2 separate regions of the Homo sapiens genome follow, and region 1 is linked to region 2. Evidence: chromatin loops called from intact Hi-C (ENCODE). Cell type or tissue: heart left ventricle. All regions are shown on one strand. Each heading gives the region's core, and the rest is flanking DNA. Links, peaks and the distances in the headings are about the cores only.

Region 1 (5,547 bases), core at 548-5,547, 370 kb before region 2:
GCCAGGTGTGATGGCATCGTCTGTAATCCCAGCACTTTGGGAGGCTGAGGTGGGAGGATCTCTTGAGGTTAGGAGTTGGAAACTAGCCTGGCCAACATGGTGAAACCCCATCTCTACGAAAAATACAAAAATTAGCCAGGTATGGTGGTGGGTGCCTGTAATGCCAGCTACTCAGGAGGCTAAGCCCCAGAATCGCTAGAACCGGGAGACGGAGGTTGCAGTGAGCTGAGATTGCGCCACTGCACTCCAACCTGGATGACAGAGTGAGACTCTTTTTTGTTGTTGTTGTTGAGATGGAGTCTCACTCTGTCGCCGAGGCTGGAGTGCAGTGGCGCGATCTCAGCTCACTGCAACCTCTGCCTCCCGGGTTCTTGCCATTCTTCTGCTCAGCCTCCCGAGTAGCTGGGACTACAGGCACCCGCCACCACGCCCAGCTAATTTTTTTGTATTTTTAGTAGAGACGGGGTTTCACCATCTCAGCCAGGATTGTCTCCATCTGGGATTACAGGCCTGAGCCACCGCGGCCGGCCCAGAGTGAGACTCTTGTCTCAAAAAAGAAAAAGAAAAGTGTTAATTGTATTTCTGTATGTTTGGGCTCTGCAAAGTTAATCATCAGGTTACTGGAAATTTAATTGTCTTCTTTTAAATTTATTTTTATTTTATTTATTTATTATTATTATTTTTTGTGATGGAGTCTCGCTCTGTCACCCAAGCTGGAGTGCAGTGGCATGATCTCGGTTCACTGCAACCTCCACCTCCCGGGTTTAAGCGATTCTCCTGCCTCAGACTCCCAAGTAGCTGGGACTACAGGCACAGTCACCATGCCCGGCTAATTTTTGTATTTTTAGTAGAGACAGAGTTTCACCATGTTGGCCAGGCTGGTCTCTTGACCTCGTGATCCGCCAGCCTCAGCCTCCCAAAGTGCTGGGATTACAGGCGTGAGCCACCGCTCCTGGCCTATTGTTATTTTGGGGGGCCAAGTCTTGCTCTGTTGCCCAGGCTGGAGTGGAGTGGCACAATCTCTGCTCACTGCAGCTTCCGCCCCCTGGGTTCAAATGGTCCTTGTGCCTCAGCCTCCCCAGTAGCTGGGATTACAAATGCATGCCACCACCCCAGCTAATTTTTGTATTTTTTGGTAGAGACAGGGTTTCAAGACTGGGTGTGTCTCACATCTGTACTTCCAGCACTTTGGGGGGCCGAGGCAAGTGGATCACTTGAGGTCAGGAGTTTGAGACCAGTCTGGCCAAATGACAAAACCCCATCTCTGCTAAAAATAAAAAATTTAGCCGGGCATGGTGGCAGGCGCCTGTAATCCCAGCTACTCAGGAGGCTGACGTTTGAGAATCGCTTGAATCCAGGAGGTAGAGGCTGCAGTGAGCTGAGATTGCTCCACTGCACTCTAGCCTGGGTGACAGAGCAAGACTCTGTCTCAAAAAAAAAAAGAAAAGAAAAGAAAGAAAGAAAGAAAGAAAAGGGACAGGGTTTCGCCACGTTGGCCACACTGGTCTCGAACTTCTGACCTCAAGTGATCCACCCGCCTCTGTCTCCCAAACTGCTGGGATTATAGGCGTGATACCATGATGCCTGGCCTTAATTGTCTTCTGAAGGAATAAGAAACTTAGTGCCTCCCGTGTGTCTGTGCTGTCTCTGAAACAGAAACTGATAGTGGTCTTTCTAGATCTTTTCAGACCTCCGTTCCTCTTCTGCACTCCCTCTCTTGGCTTCCCTGCACTGTGGCTTCCAAGGCCCACACCTAGGACTTTTGTTGGAGACGTCTCCTTGGCTACTAAAGCTTTGTCTGCCCAGGAAAAGACCAGGAAATATCTGGGAGTTCACTCCCTGTTCCCCTTAGCCAACAGCTGACAGGTGGGAGTGAGAGTGTGCAGGCCAGCTTCCCTTGTGTGGTTTTCACTGTCAAGTTTCCCTGAGGGTTCAAGCTGAAACCACGCTCCCCTTTCCCAATTTCTATTGGGAGTATTTCTAAAATTGATTGCTTGTACACAAAGCCTTATTATAGGTATGTTTCAGGGAAACCTAATCTAAGACAGTCAGCGTTACAGAGTTTTATCCCTCCTGTCAATATTAAAATTTGATATGGCTTTTAATTTTTTTAACTTTTAATTAAATTTTTATTTGACCAAGAGAAAACTGTCTAGAATTGTCTGACATTTAAAATCCACTTAAACAAAGCAGATTACCACCTTCAAGCATCACAATTATTCAGCATAAAGAACCTTTGTTGAAACATCTTTCTCATTTATTTAGGAGGAAAAATAAATCTAGAACAGAACCAAACAAAACTTTTTTATTTTTATTAAAAAATTCCAATTCTTAAAATACCATGAACCATCTACTGAAACTGTACTTCAACAAGGGGCAGGATTTATCTCAAGGCCATGTTCACCTGCAACCTGCTGATAAATCTCTTTTAGAAAACTTAAGTGGCTCTACTGCGATTATTGACTTGTGTCTGCTCCACTTGACTGTATGCAGATCGAAAGCAGGGTTGGTGCCTTCATAATCTCTAAATAATCTGAACATGGAAACGACTGCTTTGTGCTTTTAAAGAGCTCATATACTTCTAGTCCTGTTCCCTGGGGCATCCTCTGAAACCTGATACACCAGTCTGCCTACCAGGACACTGTGTTACTGGCCCGCTGGGTGGCCAGAGACGAGCTTTACTCTACTAGAAGACGCAGTTAGTCCCTCTGGGGTCCTATCTTCGTAGTAAATCCCTGATATGGCTTTTAATAATATTGTTTATAACTTTTCAGATGTGCAGAAGACTTATTCCCATTCTTAGGAAGACAGTAGGAAAGTTACACTGTAACTTTCACCCGTTCACCCTCTCTTCACCCAGCTGAATATCAGTATTCAGCATAAATGCCATTTGTGAAAAGTCACTGAGGCTGGGCATGGTAGCTCACACCTATGATCCCAACAATTTGAGAGGCTAAGGCGTCTCAGGAGTTGAGCCCAGGAGTTCAAGACTAGCCTAGGCAACATAGGGAAACTAAAAAAAAAAAAAAAAAATTAGCCAGGCATGGTGATACTTACTTGTAGTCCTAGCTACTCTGGAAGCTGAAGTGGGAGGATCACTTGAGCCCAGGAGGTCAAGGCTGAAGTGAGCTATGATCACACCACTGCACTCTAGCCTGGGTGACAGAGCGAGACCCTGTCTCAGGAAAAAGAAAAAGAAAAAAAGAAGTTACTGAGTCAGTTTCCCAGGAAACTTGGGAGCTCCTAGGGACCAAGAGTTTGGAAGAATTGCAGTAAGGAGGTAGGAGGAAGGAACTGGCCGGTCATAAGCTGTGTGAAAACAGATCGAATGGGTTGGTGTGGATTGGTGCTGGTGAACGCAAAGAGGAGAATTTACAGCAAAGACGAATAGTGGTGACATGAAGAGAGGCCTGAAATGACTTTGAAATCATTTGAAAGTGCACTGTATAATAAAACTTAAAATGAGTTGGCATAGTTTTCTGGGGTTGCGCAGAATTGGTTAAGGCAGGCACGACAGCCACCACAAGGTGGTGCTCTGATTATATTCACAGCCACCAACTCGAATTTCCTCAGAGCTTTACAGTTCCCCACTCTGCTCTCAGTCTTTCTGGGCTCTAACTAGGGGTCTGTCACACTCCAGCCATACTCAGCCAGCCTATTATTAGTGCCAAGCCTTCCTCCTGGCGCGATGACAGTGTAAATTTCAGCAATGGCAGAAGGGGGACAAATACAGCTGTTGTGCATTTTAGAATAATTGCTATAGGCCATTTGGAGACAGATTTATAATAACAGCACTTATACAGACTTATACAATATTTCACTTTCCTATTTTATCCCCGGTCAACACTCTGCATCATGAACTTTTGAATTCTTTCAACTCATGTGAGTCTAGAATTATCTTCCCCCAATTTTACAAAGTGAGGCTTGCACCCTCCCCCCGACCCCGTTCCCAGAAGGCACCATGCACTCTCATCTCAACCTCCAGCCCTTTCATGTGCAATTCCTTTTGCTGGGAGCTCCGTTCACCCTCTCCCCACTCAGATGAATATCAGTACTCAGCACAAATGCTATTTGTGAAAAGCCTCCACCTACTCCCACTCCAAGTCTGGGCTCCTTTCTTTGCCTGGGTCCTCTCCAGTTCATCCATCTATAGGCGTTTCTCTCAAAGATTTCTTATCTGTCACCTCCAATCCACCTCTCCCCAGCTTTCTTATCCATAGATTGTCAATGTCTATCACAATTTCCTACTTACTAAGTGGATGAATGAATGAATAAATAAATAAATTTCTAAAGGATCAAAGATCTTTCCTCATCTTGAGTCATAGCAGAGATGGAAATATCCAGAGATTTACACCTGAACCAGAACATCTCACTGGCTGCAGTAATTGACTGCCTTTCCCCAGAAAATGTCTAAATGGGTCTAAATGGAAATGTTGGGGGCCCTACAGTGAGCCATAGATCAGGGGAGATCCCCCAGTGCTGGCACAGCAAGACTTCAAGGCCCATAATCTGTGCAGAAGATCTAAACAACATAGTGTACAGGGTAAGACTGTCTGTCGTATATTGTAGTCTCACTAAGCGGTTTCTTGGAATTGATGTCATTGGGAGCGTAAACAGAAGCAGCAAGCTTCTGTGTTCCTCCAAGTTCCTTCCACCTTCTATTTTCCTCTAGCTTTTGGGGTACATCTTACCCCCAAGGACTGTAAAATCTCTGAACTTGGAGTACACTCTGAGTGAGTCAAAGGGACTCATGATCTGCCTGCACCGGTGTCTCATGTTTGTCTTTTGCACTAATTGCTCCCTGGTTCTGGAGCAAACCAAATAAAGGCAATCTTGCTTCAGAACCAAGTTGTCATTCTCACCCATCCTTTGTGAAATGGGTGGTGAGTGTATCTCATCTTGGATGTGGTTATGAAAAGGCTGGATTCCTCTTGGCATCATCTTTCTGGCATAAGCCAGAATTCTTTTCTGTTCATTTGTTAATTCTTTCTTCCCTGTTTTCCTCCCATCTTTCTGGAACACTCAATGAACACTTACTAGGTGCCAAGCTCTACGATGGAGATATAAAGCTGAATAACACAACATTGCTCCACCTTCAAGGTATTCACCAAATTCTAGACTGACAGAAAAGTAAACAAATACTTATAACACACCTGAATGAGTACTGTAATGTAGGAATATATGAGGCCTTGTAAGATCAAGGGAGTGGTCACAGCATGTAGTTAGATGTTTTGAAAACAGCTGGTGGGAGGGGTCCTGGTGGGAGTGTTTGCTGATTTCCATGTGACAAATTTTGTCATTATGACTTTCTTCCTTTCTTTCTTTCTTTCTTTCTTTCTTTCTTTCTTTCTTTCTTTCTTTCTTTCTTTCTTTCTTTCTTTCTTCCTTTCTTCCTTCCTTCCTTCCTTCCTTCCTTCCTCTTTCTTTCTTTCTCTTTTTCTCTCTCTCTTTCTTTTTCTCTTTCTTTCTTTCTTTCCTTCTTTCTTTCTTCTTTTGAGGCAGAGCCTCACTCTGTTGCTAAGGCTAGAGTACAGTGGCACAATCACA
Region 2 (6,138 bases), core at 602-5,601:
GAGCGATTTTCCAAAAATGCAAATAGCATCATGTCGCTCCCTAGATGAGAGTCCCTGGTGACTCCTCAGTACTCTGAGGATGGAATTCAAACTCCTTAACAAAGTTCCAAGACACCCTGAGTGACAGAGCCCCTGCTCAGCACCCAACTTCGTCTTAAGATCACTCTTGAGCCCCTCGGCCAACCCCTACTCTGCTCCAGCCGATGGGACCACGGGTGTTCTGGGCCACACCGAGCTCCATTCCCCTGTGGGCCTGTGCGTGTGCTGTTTCCTCTTCTGAGAGCTACGCAAACACACACACCCCTTCTGTCTGGCTCTCTCAACTTCTCCTTTTTCACTTTTCAGCTCAAACCTTCTCTCAGGAAGCCTTCCCTGGACCCCTGAAGCTAAATTAGGCATAGAGTCTCTATAGTACCATTTAGTCACCTGTTTCCTTAACTGTCACCATTACCAGACTGTCAGTTCCTTGAGGTCAGGAATTGTGTGTTATCTATCTTTGTGTTTCCAGAGCTTCATGCTGCCTGGCACATGATAGGCACCCGGTAAATCTTTGTTGTATAAATAGATGAAAGAAAGAGAGGGAGAAGGAGGGAAACAGAGAGGTAATTAGCACTCCAGGGCTCATGTTGCAGTTGTCAGGGGCACGTGAGAGCAGGGAAGGAGGAACATCACATGCCCGCTCGGGCACCTCCCCAGGACACGTGTACACACACGCAGAGGCCCAGTGGGGGGGGGGGAGCTCCTGCATCCCCACACCTGTGCTCATGTCGATTCATAGACCACCTGACCCGTGTCTGCCGCATGCCAGAGGAAGGAGCAGGAGGCAACAGGGCAGTGGTGCTTCATAGTTGGGAGCTGCCTGGGTGTTGCTGGGCAGGATGCGGGGCAGGAGAGGGGCTGGGGGGTTGCATATGTAGACACCTGGTCCTTGGCCCATGGGGGCAGGTCCATCCCCCAGCTCTCTGTGTGGTTTCAGGCCCAGCCCCGCCGCCATCCCCACTTCCACTCGTGGGCTGGCAGGAGGGCAGGCTCCTCTCCAGGCTGCGTTTTCTGCACCCAGGGGGTGCCTCAGTGAAAGTGAACTCGCTCATTTAAACCTGACTCTGCCGCCCTGCAGCCCCCTGCAGCGCTAATTACCCTGTAGTTCTAAACTGATTGCTGTACACTAAGCTTAAGCCCTCCTTTATTTATTTACTGACTACATTAATAGCAAAGCCACGCTGCGTTCAGCCGCTCCCAACTGTACACCGGCTGGCTGCACCCGTTCCCTCATGTCTTCCCAGGGAGGCAGGGTGGAGAGATGCAGCCTGGCACAAGGCCCCCTTACCCACCACCCTGACTGAATCTCCAGGGCCAGACAACATGAGAAATCACTGACTTCATCCATACCTACTCTGGGACCCGATGGGGCTCCTCTTATTCTGACTCTATGACAGAGTGGGAACATACAACACACAACAGCTCACCAAGCAGAGGGGTCTGCTATTCACAGCACACTCAGAATGCTGCCTTTCAGCCTTCACTTGTGGGATGAGACGCTGAGCGCTGGCCTCATTTTACAGATGGGTAAACTGAGGCTGTGGCTCCATAGCTGGTAGGTGGTATCTCAGGCATGCTGTCCATCGCGGAGATGGCCGCCCCACTTGTCCCCACCCAGCCAGCTTTGACAATTTCTGTTGTGTGTTCCCATAACTTCTACCCCTTGCCACGAGAAAGGAAGCCCTTCCCTATGTGGAACTGAAACTGCTTTTTTGCTCTCAGCTTTTCTGCCTCATTCACCTGCTTGTCCAGAATTTGCTGGCAACTTTGGGAATACAGCCTTTCCTTCATTCTCAGCCTTTACCAAGCAGGTCTAAGTCAGACCTTCGATGCCAATCCCCACTTCCCTCCAGCACTCACACATCCAGGGATGTCTGGGGAGAGGAGGCCCGCTCCGGGCTCCGGTGTGGTCAAGCCCTGCTGGTTCTCCCATTCTGGGGTACAGAGGTGCTCATAAACACTGTCCTTGCCTGCATCTCTGAGTGCCCTCAAATCCCCTGAGGCAGAGCTGGGCCCTGGCCTTGGGGCACAGCAGCTCTCTGAAGACCAGATGGGCCCCATCAGGGTGCAGCATACGGACCCACGGAACCAAGCACCCAGGCTCTACTCTGATGCCAAATAGCTTGGTGGCTGCCGTGCGGTGCACCCTAGAGGAAGAGGGGCAGCTGAGATTTGGCAGAATCTGGGATTCAGTCGAGGGGACCTGGGTTTGAGGCCAGCTCTGCTGTGCACCGCGTGACCTTCACTGTATCTCAAAGGCTCCCGAAGGCCTCACTTCCTCAACCCTAAGACTGGGGTCAGCAAATACCTAGCCCACCCATCCTCAGGACAATTGTGAAGCCAACTAGAGTAACGACGTGAATCAGCTTTCTAAACACCACGATGCTATAAACGTGAGTTATCAATGGGGACAGGCTCTGGCTGGTCTGGAAGGGGAGCTGGGGTCCTAGACATTTATTTCCAGAACAGGAGCCCACGGAGCCAGGGACCCAGGAGCCTGGGATTCTGGAGTAGTGAGGCTGCTGCCGGCATCTCCGGGACTCTGTCTCCACCTAGTGGGCACTGACTGCAGGTGCTTCTGCTGCTAAGGCCGCCTGGAAAGCAACTGGGGTTGCACATCCCCTTAAAAGCTGCCTTGGGGCCGGGCGCGGTGGCTCACGCCTGTAATCCCAGCACTTTGGGAGGCCGAGGCGGGTGGATCACCTGAAGTCGGGAGTTTGAGACCAGCCTGGCCAACATGGAGAAACCCCATCTCTACTAAAAATAAAAATAAATTAGCCGGGTGTGGTGGTGCATGCCTGTAATCCCAGCTACTCGGGAGGCTGAGGCAGGAGAATCGCTTGAACCCGGGAGATGGAGGTTGCGGTGAGCCGAGATGGCGCCATTGCATTCCAGCCTGGGCGACAAGAGCGAAACTCCATCTCAAAACAAACAAACAAACAAACAAACAAAAAGCTGCCTTGGTTCCTTTGGGTCCCCTGCTATCCCAGGTCAGGGTAGGGCTGAGTAAGGAGGGAATGTGGTTCAGATTTGTGCCAGAGAAGAAACGCTTTAAACTACTCGGGGTTGGGGGACGGTGTTCCGCTGGGCCTTTCCAGAAGTCTTCCTAAGTCAATAGTTCTTTCTTGACTTTTCTTCTCCCATCCACCAACTGGCCATATCAAATCCAACTCCTCCCATCCCTAAAAAGCTGAGTGGGAAGCTGCTGTCAGTCAGCCCTAACCCCAGGGATACGCGAGGCCTCATCTTGCACTGAGGGAAGATCAACCTCAGATGGAATTCAGCTTCTCGGAAGCTTTGTGACTGGGAAAGAAGCAGGCAGGCCTCGAAGGGTTTGCAGAAGGAGCCCAGAGTGCCCCTAGGGCTGGGTCACTGAGACCCTGGGACGTGACAGTAAAAGGCTACAGGGCAATGGGACAAACTCTTACTTCCTGAGGTCCTGAACCTTCCGAAAGCCTAGAAAACCCATAATGGAGGGTCGCTGAAGTCAGCTCCTGCCTTTAAATCCAACTGCCCTTTTTAAATTTTATTTTTATTTTTTATCTTCAGCTTTTAAGTTCAGGGGTACATGTGCCGGATGTGCAGGTTTGTTCCATAGGCAAACATGCGCCTTGGTGGTTTGCGGCACAGATCATCCCATCACCTAGTTACTAAGCCCAGCATTCCTTAGCTATTCTTCCTCATGCTCTCCCTTTCACCCCCAACCCAACACAGGCCCCGGTGTGTGTTGTTCCCCTCCACGTGTCCATGTGTTCTCATTGTTCAGCTCCCACTTATAAGTGAGAACATGCGGTGTTTGGTTTTTTGTCGAACTGCCCTTTTAATGCAGTGAGTGAGACTGGTGCCTGTCCTAAACCCTCCACACCCCACTTTCAGCTCTCAGAACCAGTTCACCAGCCAACCCCTGCACTTGGCCTACAGATGATTTGACTGGAAGTGATCTTAGGACAGGTCATCTTTTCACTCTCCTTGCCTCTGTGCGCTTCCAGCCATCTCAAATGGATGCAACTAAATGGTTTGGAAAACCCCTCCAACACGAAACTTCTAGGATTCTAGGACTCTAGGACTCTACTATAGAGCCAACTATAAAGATCCTCAGAAAAACACATACCCCTGGCTCCCTATCACCTGTCAGCACTTTTTAAAGCAGCAGCATTTCACTTTGTTTTCCCCTCCACGCCGACCAGTGTGGTCTTCAGCATAGAGTGAGCTTCTAGTGACACGAGCTGGAGGGAAAGAGGAAGTGCATCAGGACGGCTCGTCCAATGGACAAGGTAAGGGAAAGATCTTCCCTAATAACTCTCCATTTGGGAAGGAGGGAGTCACAAATGGCAGGGGAGGTGGGGACACTGGCCCTCACCAGCTCAACTTGAGGAATACTCACCTTACTCTCAGAAATCTGTCGATTACCATTCCTCCTTCACCCCCATCCCAAGCATGGGTACTTGACCTTTTCCTGAATTCTCCACAGCTGACACCAGCTGAATGCTTTTCCTGAATTCTCTGGCACAGCTGAGACCAGCCTGGGATATTTAAATTAGATTTCTCTGAAGTCTCAAGGATGGCAAAAGAAAACAAGCACCAATGAAACTGAGTACCCCCCCTGTTTCTAAGAGAAAAAAAGTTAATTTTTACAGTTATGATTATTTTCTCTTTTCTCTTTTCTCCTATTCCCTGCTTCCTACTTAGCTCTTTAGAAATGATTATAACCTTTACCTTCCCTTCACCAGACACTCCCTTCTGGGCAAGCTTATCTGACTGTGTGCTTACTTAGCAGCTCCAGAGCTGAGCTCTCTCCTACCAGGAGCTTGCGTCGAGAGACAGCAGTCAATTATTTACAACCTGAAGGGTGCCCATTACAAAACTCTTTCCCACCTGAAGAGTATCTCAAAATCATGGCCACTTTATAACCTAGCTCTGCCCACGATGGCACCAGCTCAACCACCTGGCAGATAACGCACAAACCACGTAGACCCCACACCTGCTCGCTCCCTCCCCTGTATGCCGTTCAAATTAAGTCCCCCTTTAAAAGTCCCGAATTTCTGCCCCAAAAGTGAAGTGCTAGCCTTAAAGGCAGAAGCCTGGACTTCCTCCCCTAAGCTAAACTTTGGAATAAAGTCAGTGTCTTTATACCAGACCTCTTGTTAGTTGAACTCTACAAGTGGCAAGCAACTGAACCTCCATTTTGGTTACACCAAGAACAGCATAACATTAGATCATCTGGTTCACAGGCAGCAGCATGGCTCCCATATCATGCCTTCCTGCCTGGTTCTCTGCCTGCCTTCAGGAGACAGGGCCTGTCTTTAATCCCTGCCACTGACAAGCCTGATAAAGTGAGACCCAGAGTGACGTGGGCTTCCTGTTTCTAATGGACTATGTGTCCATCCTCTTATTAAAAGTCAGCTCCTCCTCTTGGGCTCTGGATCATATCCTCTCAGTCTTTCCAAGCCCTTTGCTCCTGTGCTTGTCTTCTGTTTGCTACATCCATTTCCCCCTCTCTTCCTAATTATTCACATCAGCATAGAACACCTCCCATTTTAGCAAACCTTTCCTTGAGCCCACATCCCCCTTTAGCTTCCACCCATATTTCTCTCTTCCTTGGAAGAGCAAAATTCTAGAGAGCTGTCTGCAGACACTGTCTTCCTTCCTTTTTCTTACAACAATTTCCAATTTGAGTTTTATCTCTGTTATTCCTTTAAAATTGTCTTTTCAAGTTCACTAGTGGTTCCACCATGCAAAATGCAATGGCTTCTTTGCTGATCTGAAAATATAGGATTAACAAACTCAGTTTCTTCCTGCCACCCTCTCACAACATAGTCACATGCAGCTTCTGACACCTAATGTAGGGGGCTTCTCCCCACACACCAAGCAAGCACTCCTCCAGTAGCTGACACCAGCTGGGTGCTCTCTAACTCAATTCCATTCCAACACTACCTACCTGGAGATAGCATCAGATCCCACAGGTTAAGGGTTCAGTCCCACAAAAGCGCCTCCCACTTCCAATGCCAATCACAAGCTCCAGGTTGTTTGATCCGTGCTTCTGATGACCAGCTATATATCAGGGTTCCCACAACCTCCTCATTGGGTTTGATTAATTTG

The links. Hi-C counts contacts between places; a loop is a spot of excess contacts. Peaks named below come from ENCODE experiments on the same cell type or tissue, not always from the same donor. Only the 100,000 strongest peaks of a DNase experiment are listed, where the experiment ranks them.
Region 1: a loop joins it to region 2, with 10 times the contacts of the local background. A loop is called at or near these places in 105 of 110 quality-filtered maps.

The regions. Positions count from the first base shown.
Region 1 is chr11:113,892,962-113,898,508 of GRCh38, forward strand. No RefSeq gene overlaps it. Among named protein-coding and RNA genes, the nearest start is that of HTR3B, 9.1 kb to the right of the region's middle. RefSeq lists a silencer at 2,813-3,013. In heart left ventricle, for the core only: a CTCF peak has its summit at 3,516 (motif pointing right); no DNase peak of the experiment used is centred there.
Region 2 is chr11:114,258,622-114,264,759 of GRCh38, forward strand. It overlaps a transcript of NNMT not described here. Among named protein-coding and RNA genes, the nearest start is that of NNMT, 35 kb to the right of the region's middle. In heart left ventricle, for the core only: CTCF peaks have their summits at 2,589 (motif pointing left), 2,790, 4,260 and 4,460; a DNase peak (open chromatin) is centred at 2,580; H3K27ac peaks cover 1,136 bases.